Regions from separate parts of the Homo sapiens genome. Here region 2 is linked to region 1. A link is a loop called in an ENCODE intact Hi-C map of the cell type or tissue named here. Cell type or tissue: endothelial cell of umbilical vein. All regions are shown on one strand. Each heading gives the region's core, and the rest is flanking DNA. Links, peaks and the distances in the headings are about the cores only.

Region 1 (6,283 bases), core at 2,288-4,787:
CCGGCTAACTTTTGTATTTTTAGTAGAGATGGGGTTTCGCCATGTTGGCCAGGATGGTCTTGAACCACTGACCTCAGGTGATTCACCTGCCTTGGCCTCCCAAAGTGCTGGGACTACAGGCATGAGCCACTGTGCCTGGCTAGACCCTGCAGAGTCCTTCAGACACTGTCCCACACTAGATTCTCCTTGAGGAATACTGGGGACAGGTGAATCTCCATGTCAAAGCTGCTAACCAAAATGCCTTCAGGGGCTAGGCTGGTCACTTAGGAGGCCAGGTGAGGAGGGCACGAGGAGGCAGCTGCCACTCAATCCCAGTCCATCCTTTCCACACAGAAATGCAGGCTCAGTGTTGACAGGGCTTGGGTTTTTCAAAAGGAGCAGAAGTGGGGATATTTATGTGAAATTTACCATTGTAATGAACTGTGTGTGGGTCAACAAAACTCAGCAGGGATGAAGTTAGTCCACTTGTGACCTCAGCCCTTATGGCCAGCATTTCAGAAAGGCAAGTTCCAGTTAACTGTGACTCGGGGCAAGTCAGGTAACCTCTCTGGGCCTGGGTACTTCACCTATCAAATGAGAGTGATAATTACCACTGCCTGGAGAATCTTTCAGGGTTGTTGTGGGGATAAGAACAAGGAGGTATGTGAAACGGCAAAGCACAGTTCCTCAGTCAGGGCCTGGTGACTACCTAGCTCTACCTGCCACAACAACCTCCCAGGTTTCCTAATAGGGATGTCCTATTAGAACTTCCTTCCCCCATCTTCCATGCAGGGGGCAGAGCAAGGGCTTCCAAGTGTCCTTGAAAATGCTGAGGGCTTGTTCCTGCAGATATCTGACCTGACTGTTGGGAGGCTTGGAGGTACCACACACCTATGCCCTCTGCCCTGTGTTTTAATGGATCAGTTCTGGCAGGGGCAGCAGCTTCTGAATGACAAAATCCTGAGGGTTAAAAGGTCCCTAGCTTGGTCCTTCTCTACCTCCTCTGTCCCCAACTAGGGTGCAGTCTGTTCCCAGCTCTTCCTCCCTCCCCTAGTCCTCCTAAGTTTCTCACCAGAAGCCCCTGGAGCACACAGGATCACGGCCAAATTCCCAAAGGGTGAGATTCTGTTTACTTAAGGAGAGATCAGACAGGGTCCAGGGGAGGGGAAGTCCTCCTGCCCCCACCTCTGAAAGGGCAAATCCCAGCCAGTACCCAGTCCATGGGTATCCATCCAAGCCAAACTGGGCAAAGGGGCACAGAGCAGTGGTTTTATTTTAGAAAATAAGTGCAATTAAAAGAAAGGCAGAAAAAAAGGAATGGGGGAGGAGAAGGCTGCCCTGGTGTGAGGGGGAGGGGGGATGGCGGCACACAAGGGCCAAGCTGAAGCTCGCCTCACCTCGCGGAGCTCTCTCTCCCAACGAGATTCAATTAATTGATAACATGAGGCATCAAATTAATTTCTGGAGAATGTGAGATTCTGATGAAGGGAAATCTCGTCGATGGGGATCGGGTGGGAGGGGGCAGGCAGCACCCCTTTTAATCAGGCTCCACTGCCTAATTGGGAAGGAGGAGACTTGCATGGGTCATAGTGTCCTCTGCCCCGAGCTCCACAGCACCCCTTTCAAGAAGGACCCATGGAAGTAGGCTCCCGATGCCCTTGGAACAAAGAGGGTGTACGTTGAGACCTTCAGGTCTCTTCTTGCCTGGCTCCCAACCCACAGCTTCAGGATGGTGAGCCCGAGGATGTGGGGCTGCAGGTGTCCTCTTCACCCACTGTACAGTTAGGAAAACTGAGGCCCAGAGAGAAGACGGGTCATGCCTAAGGCCGAAGAGTGAGTTAGGAAGTTGGCAGCAGTGGGCTTACCGGGGACCCTCATCATGTACCCGTGTGGGTACAGACTGTTTAGGCCTAGACCCACAAAATCATCTCTGAGCACAATCGGTGGGCAGCTTTCTCTGTGGCTAAACACTGCCATGCTGCCTGAGCCGTCCCCTCTTCCAGTGTTTCCGGATCCCCAGCTGCCGGCCCGAGCTAGCCCAGCTGCAGTTCTTTTCTCTGCGTCTGGTGAGTGCCGAAAACCCCTTGTGTTATATCCCTGTGCTCAGGTCTCAGACATGCAGGAGCTTCCAGCAACTGGAACTGATGCGCTCAGTTAAAAAGGTAAAAACTCACTGAGGGAACAATCCAAAGCGAGCGCTCAGCTGGGGAGGGGAAACAGGTAGCTCTGGCTCTCTGGGAAAGAAAGCTCAGAGGCTTCCTGAAGGAGGGATTCTCTCAGTGGACCAACTCTACACCCTCAGCATGGCCTGACCATCCAGCTTCTCCAGCTCCCATCCAGAGACGCAGCCTCAAAAAGCCTGGCGCTTTGCTCCCTGAGTGCTTACAGCCGCAGCCTCTCGCTGGGTCTCCCACAAATCCTGATGTTTCATATCTCCCCAAAACTCTCCCTAGTGTACCCCTTCCTTCCAGGATGCGGATGTGCATCTGCAGGGGAACCCCAAAGGAAAGGAGGAAGTACACCGCCACCCTCTTTTGAAGCAACTTCTTTAGGCCTGGGTCTCCATAGAAATGTTCTCCTAGAAACGTAAAGCCAGCCGGGAATGGAATCCAAGGAAGCCCCGCTGAGGAGATGAGAACGGAAGCTACCCCAACCTCCCACCCCCTGGTTTCATTTCACACGGGGAGGCCCTCCTAAGGGCTCTCTGGGTGGCACACATGTCCTGTCTCAGCTGGGGGTTTCAGGACCCACGCTGGCTCAGGTGGCCAGTGCCCACAGATCTGTGCTCCGGCCCTTGTTCTATTTCTGATTTTCCAAGTTGCATGTGAGCCACCCCTTCTCCGGGTCCCTCCTGCTGCCCTTCACCAGCCTGGCCTCCAGCACACAGTAGGCGCTCCACAGTGTGTTCGTAGGATGGATACAACTACTGAGTCCCTGGCTCCATTCCCTAAGCCACCCTACCTTCAAGTCGCCATCATTTTGCCACCCCTTTGCTGCTACTTGAGTAACTTCTGCTCCCACCAGTCCTGCCTACCTTGAACAAATGCCGGATGGTCTCTATTCTACATACTGTTAGTCTGAGGAAAACCCACTATGTCGCCCCATTTTCCATTTACATGGTAGCCTGGGTCACAGACCATCAGAACTGCAGCAGGAAAGGAAACACCATTTACCTCTATCTTGCACTATCAACTGGCTCCACCCACCATCAGGCCTGGCTGTGGAGGCTCCAGTTGGCCAGAGCATGGGGCCCAGGGAGGTGGGCAGAGCAGCTGGGATTCAGGGAACAGGCGGCTGTATGGCTACCATCCAGACAGGAGAGAAGGAAGGTGCAGGGCTGTGCCAGAGGGACAGCCGGGAAAAGACCCTGATCTCAAGAGGGATCCTGGGACCAGGATCAAGGCAAGGAGGGCATTCGCCAGGCCCAGGCATGTCCAGCCCGGGCGACACACCACAGCAACAGTGACTCCACGGTCCAACACCTGCGGCCCTGTCCAGATGTGTACCTTTTGTGCCAGGAGCTCTTGTTTTCTAGATCAGGCAGGTGTGCCCTGCGTCCAGGCTCTGCAAGGGCCCAGGAGCAACATCTCACAAGACCACAGCATCCAAAGTGGCAGAATTCAGAGGAAAGAGGGTTCCCGCTGTGATCCCGGCTTGGTGGAACTGGCAGTGGACTGAAGGTGTGTATTTCCACAGAGAATCCTGGGAGGCAACGCTGAAGGGAGCCAATAACTTCAGGCTCAAGGGGAGTTTCCTTTTGCTTCTTTGAGATGATCCATTCAGTGATAGGTCCCAAACTGGTCTGAGACTTGCTGCCAAAATCTTCCATAAGGACGTGTAGGCTAGGGTTTCCAAACCCTAGAAATCTCCCTTTCTGGAGAGAGGGGTTATCAGTCATTTTTCCTCCTCTGCATTCTGGGGAATTCTCTCTCCCATTTATGTGTGTCTCACAAGAACCTTAGGAGTGCCTGGGGAATGCTCCAGGGTTGTGTGCAGGTGGAAACACCAGATTCTGCACCTACAGTCCCCCTCTCCACTTAAAGGGAAAAGAGAAAGTATTCACACTAGAAGGCAGGCGGCCTAGGCCAAGCTTATGGAGGAAGGAGGGAGGAATGGCAGCTCCTCCCATCCCTTCCTTTCTCCCTTCACCACAGCACACGCTCAAGCCCTACTGGTTATACTGGGAGTCGAGGGCCCCATATTTTAGTTCCAGCTGTGCTACCATGTAGCTGTGTAACCTTGGACAAGTTGCCTCTTCTCTCTGGACTTCGTTTTCCCAACCCATAAAATGAAGATTAATACTTCAGTATTTCCATATTCAACCAACATGTGGCCTGGCAGTGCTAGCAAATTAATAATAAACGCCATCCCTTGATCAGTACTACCATGCACCCGGCACCGTGCAAGGTACTTGACATCTGCTCTCTCATCTAACTCCCAAACAGAATCTCTAAGGTGGGTATTATGACCTACTTTACAATGTAAGAAAATTGAGGTTCGAAGAGCTTAATTAAGTTCTCCAGAGTCCCATCTCTAATGCCAAGTTCCAAAGCCTTTTCCACTCTGACACATGTTCTGCCCTGGGGAGGCCTCAGTTCCTTGCTCTGGGTTCCAGAGTTCTGGAACCAAATCTGAGGAGGTCATTCCAGCCAACGGAGCCTGAGAGTCCTGTCAAAAATAGTACCTGCCCTGCCTTGGTCTAGGGAAGCTGGAGCGTGGTAAGATCTGTGAGAAGGGAAACTGTGAGGAGTTTCTTGGATGGAAGAAATTATTATTTCACACAGTTTAGGCTATTCAAAAAATAAAGACATTGTGCCTGCTTAGGATGGGACTGGGGGGCTTGCACTGTGGCTGGAGAGACAGGAAACCGCCAAGGCAGTGGGGTAGGAAGGGTTAAGATGCAGGGAAGGCTTCCTGGGGAGACAACCCTTCCCTCCCCTTGCACCTCACAACTCTCCTCTGAAACAGACACCCTGTTCCCATTCTTCTCCCCTCCACCCTCCCCCCCACCATGTGATATCTGTCTCTCCTACCCCAACAATCTGAGGTCCAGACAGCAGACCCCAGCCTTCACTGCTTGGGTACCCCAGTACTCAGCCTGGGACCTGCCCAGGCAGAGTAGGGGCTCAGCAAACATTTGGGGGAATTACTGGATCAAAAGCAAGCCTTCCTCTCCCAGTCCCTCTGCTTCCCTCCCACCAAGGAAGAGGTATGTTTGGGGTAGGGGCCCAGCAGGATATGCACATTCCTGGCAAGAAGGGACCTACCTGCCTACAGCCAGAACGGAAGTTTTCGGCTCTAAAGGCAGAGGAAGGGGGCTGGGGGCGTCTAGGTGTGAGGAAGATCCCTACACAGAAAGGGACAGGAGCAGGTCCCTTTGCAAGTGGGACCCTTTGCAAATGCTCTGGCCCTGGCGTTCTCCAGCACTGGGGTCAGGTCTTTCTCTCTCCAGGGCTCAGGGGTTCCCCAACTCCGTAACTCCTGGGAAACCTGTCCAGGACAGGGAGAAGGACAGAAAACTCCACCCAGGCGCCCAGCCCTTGGTGCCAGGAGAGAAGGCTCCCATGGTCTCCCAAACTTAGTAGCAAGGCTGGAGCCAGGATAAAGTGGGTCCTGAGGGTCCCGTCCCGCAGGAGAGATTCAGCGCTCACCCTGGCCCTGGGTGTGGAGGCTGAGAGGGGGCAACCACAAAACCACCTCTTCCCCTTGCCACCTTGCCCCACTGACTAGAGTGTGAGTGACTCCCCCAACTCACAGTTTTTTGAGTTTCAGATCGAAAGGGCACCATGGGAGCCAACAAGCTGTCCAGGTACCAAGAGCAGAGCCCCAGTATCCTCCCTCCAGCCACCAGGTAACAGAGCCCCAAAACCCCGAGGCAAAAGTTTCTCAAGTTGAAAAAAAAAAAAAAAAAAAAAGGCCTTCAGACTTCCCCACAGCGGTTTTCCGCGGGGGCGGGCAGAGGTTTTCTGAGGCCGTGGCTCCCCTTCAGGCGGCTGGGTCCACTGGGCCTGGCCTTCGGCCCCTGCACCTACCGGCTGGTTCGCAGCAGGGGGAGGGGGTGGGGGAGAGCTCAAAATGCCCGGTGCCCGCAGGGCATGGCGGTCAGGGGGCCCTTCAGCCCTGGTTTTCTGTGGAAAGTGAGCTTCTGGGTTCGACAGTGGGACCGGCACAGACCTTCCCGCAGCTACAGGCCATACGACAACCCCGCTGCTCTTTCTTTCTGCGGGCACTCGGGCCAGTCCTAACAATTGCCCCTCAAGCTGTGTGTGCTGCCCTAACCCTCAATCCCGAACCCGAAACAGTG
Region 2 (3,335 bases), core at 341-2,840, 88 kb after region 1:
GTAGTCCCAGCTACTTGGGAGGCTGAGGCAGAAGGATCACTTGAACCCAGGAGTTCGAGGCTACAGTGAGATATAATTCTATGATTGCAGCACTGCACTCCAGCCTGGGTGATAGAGTGAGACCCCCCCACCTTTTTTTTGAGACGGAGTCTTGTTCTGTCGCCAGGCTAGGGTGCAGTGGCACCATCTCGGCTCACTGCAACCTCCACCTCTGGGGTTCAAGCGATCCTCCTGCCTCAGCCTCCTGAGTAGCTGGGACTACAGGCGTGCGCCACCATGCCCAGCTAATTTTTTGTATTTTTAATAGAGACAGGGTTTCACCACATTGGCCAGGATGGTCTCGATCTCTTGACCTCATGATCCGCCTGCCTCAGCCTCCCAAAGTGTTGGAATTACAGGCATGAGCCACTGTGCCCGGCCAAGACCTCCTTTCTAAGAGAGAAGAAAAAGAATAGTGGCCTTGCCAGAGAGACCAGCTGTAACTCCTGTGGCCATGGGTGGGTGGTGGGTACATGGAAGAGCACCCTCACGTACAGCACATGCGCACATGAGCAAACGGCGAATCCTATTCCATAGGAAATAATTAAGCGCTGAATCATGTGTACTGAGCTGGGAGGAGGCTGAGATCACCCAGGGATGATTCCAGAGTGTGGGGCAGGATTTGGAGACAGAGCCCTGGCCTTCCAAATAGGCCCTGGATATGAGAAAGAGGGGAGCCCAGAGAGAGACTTGGGAAGGGGCAGCCAGCCAGGCTGGGGATCTGAGAAGGGATGCGTTGATGGTACCACTAGAGTGAGGGGAGGGAGGGCAAGGTTTGAAGTCAAGGTCGGTGTGCTCCTCAGCTCCTCCAGCCTTGGTCTTCTCCTCTAGCCTTTCTGGTTCCCTGTCTTGTCTTCTGGTGCTTCCCCTCTCCCTTCATTGGACAACCCTGAGTTTCATACCTGGAGCTCACAGAGACTGCAGTGGTGCACCCTGGGAAGCTGGATGAAGCAGCGCTACCCACACTAGGATCTGCCTTCAGGGGCCCACTCTCCCACGAGGACATATGCTGGCCTCATGCTCCCAAAACTTGGGCATCACCAGGGTAGTGAAGGAGGCACATGAGGAGTTGATCAAGGGTGCGAGAAGATCCCTTCTGATACTGGGCAGTGCCCCTCCCTGGTCTTCCCCCTCTCCACCTCCCATCCATCTTACAACAACTTCCCCCATGTGCACCCTACTCTCTCCTGCTATACTTTTCAGAGTCTGCTCTTTTTTTCATTCACTCATTCATTACTCCTGCATTCATCCATTCAACCAACATTTACCAAGCACGCTCTGGGATATAAAGATGTTTTATACTGCATCCTTGTTTGCAAAGAGCTCATTATCTATTAGAGAAACGGGCACGTGCAGAGCAAAGAATAATGCCTAGAGGAGCGAGGGACAGATTCCAACCAGGCACGACCACCCTCTAAAGTGGGCAAGGCAGATACTGTTCTCACTTGAGAGGTGAGCAGACTGAGGCTCAGAGTTCTACTAAATAGCCCAAGGTCATGGTTGAGTGTGAGAAACAAAAACCCACTCACCTGACAAGCGAGTTGGCTTGTCACAAGTTCCTACCTACTTCCTTCCAGTTCTTCCTTCCCTAAAATCATCTAATTTCACATTCAGTCCTGGCCTCTGTTCATCTGCCCACTCAGGAGTGTTGGTTAAAATAATAATCCCGTATACTGACCAATAAGAATGGACGCTGGTCATAGCAATGGAGCAGGGGCCTGAGGCCCCCTGCTGGGCGGGGTGCTAATGTTTACTTGCTGAATGGTATGAGGTCCAGCAAGTCCCAGATGGTTGGAGGTTGGCCTTCCCTGGTTAGGGGCAACGACTACTTACTAACTTTAACAACCAGCCTCGGCACAGTGACATACAGCACCTAGTGATCAGTGTTGCATCCATCCACTCATCCATCTGTTCATTTACCCATGATTCCCATCCATCTGTAAACCTATCACCCCACACTGGCCCCACCCACTAGGATGCACTGAAGACTGTAGGGGAGCATCTTTGAAGTCAAAGACAAGCTTCCTTCTCCCTAGGAGCTTACGCTGGGGAGTTGGGGAGCCAGGACCGACCCATTCAAATGTTAAACAACAGCCCAAGAGGTGTCTCAGGGAAGTTCAGGACGGGTTGCCTAGTGCCTGGCATGTGCCTGAAGGGTTCAGAGCAGTTAAGATGTTGTGTATGTGGGTGAGGAAGGAGAGAGCAGGGAGGCTGTCAGGGTGCAACTAGCCTTTGAGCTGGAGCTTTGAGCAAATGATGGTAAGCCTCTCAGCTTCTCCTTGGCCCGGCCTCCTTCTCTATCCCTAATGTCCAGGTCTGAGTATTAGTTTGTTGTGGGCCTGCCTACACGCTCCCTCAGAAACCAGAGGGCAGGGACCCAGAGGTGCCGCTTACTCTGATCCTGGACTCTCTCTTGGGCACACACAATGCCTCCTACAAGGAAGGAGCCGGCCTGCTGTTGGGTTTCCAGCTCTCCCCCTCTACCTTCTCTTTCCCTCACTTTCCTTCCAGGGGCTGTCAGTTTAACGGACAGGTGTTTAATTCCAGCCTGTCAGGCGCCTGGAAATGCCAGCCTCACTGCACATCAGTTGGTGGAGTTTGCTTTTAAAAGAGTGGCAAGAAACTGAACTCTGCTATCTGCAGCTGAGCCCTCTCTCTGTCTCCATCTCATTGGCAAATGTGGTTGCACCTTTCTTGCTGTTTTCCATTGAGGCACCTGAGCTCTGGGAAGCAGAGAAGGCAAAGAGCCTCTCCAAGTGCCTCCAGTGGAGGTTGAATGCCTGAGTGCCCAGTGTGACCAGCTATGTCCTTGGCATGTGCTGGGCCTGCTTTTTAACTATTAAGTCATGCCATAGCTAAAACACACTGCTTCTGCAGCCCTGGGGCAGAGAGGCAGCTGTCAGCTTCTCCAGCCGGTGCAAGCTGCTGCTTCTTTCTGTATCCACCCTGCTCCGGTATGAGCCAGGAACTGCGTGCTCACCTCTGGCCTGGGAAATACATGGAAGCAGCCCCAGGAATCTGCCCACAGAGCTCTGGCAGCTTAGCTATAGGGGTTAGAGCATGGTCCACAGTTCACCGTGTAATGCTACCACAGAAGGACTAGCCAACCAGCTCCTCTATGAGTCTTTGGGAGAGGGTGTCAGGGCTGGAAGACCAGAGGTTAGAAAAGAGAACCTATCTTTGGAGGTTGGGGATAAAGCTTGAGGAATTGGGTCAGAAGTAGGGGCCTTTGGGGCATATCAACTAAAGCCAGAGGACAGAGTTCACAGCCCAGCTCAGGCAATGAAAGCACTTGA

Evidence for each region. A loop is a pair of places that touch in the nucleus more often than their neighbours do. Peaks named below come from ENCODE experiments on the same cell type or tissue, not always from the same donor. Only the 100,000 strongest peaks of a DNase experiment are listed, where the experiment ranks them.
Region 2: a loop joins it to region 1, with 5 times the contacts of the local background. A loop is called at or near these places in 13 of 110 quality-filtered maps.

The regions. Positions count from the first base shown.
Region 1 is chr6:41,548,436-41,554,718 of GRCh38, reverse strand. The region is part of intron 1 of FOXP4 (forkhead box P4); the gene reads right to left. FOXP4-AS1 (FOXP4 antisense RNA 1) reads left to right here and starts at 6,098. Exons shown (of 2, transcript NR_126415.1): 1 at 6,098-6,283. In endothelial cell of umbilical vein, for the core only: no CTCF peak of the experiment used is centred there; no DNase peak of the experiment used is centred there.
Region 2 is chr6:41,461,922-41,465,256 of GRCh38, reverse strand. All of the region lies in intron 2 of LOC112267957 (a long non-coding RNA gene), which reads left to right. Among named protein-coding and RNA genes, the nearest start is that of LINC01276, 39 kb to the left of the region's middle. In endothelial cell of umbilical vein, for the core only: a CTCF peak has its summit at 1,762 (motif pointing left); a DNase peak (open chromatin) is centred at 1,756.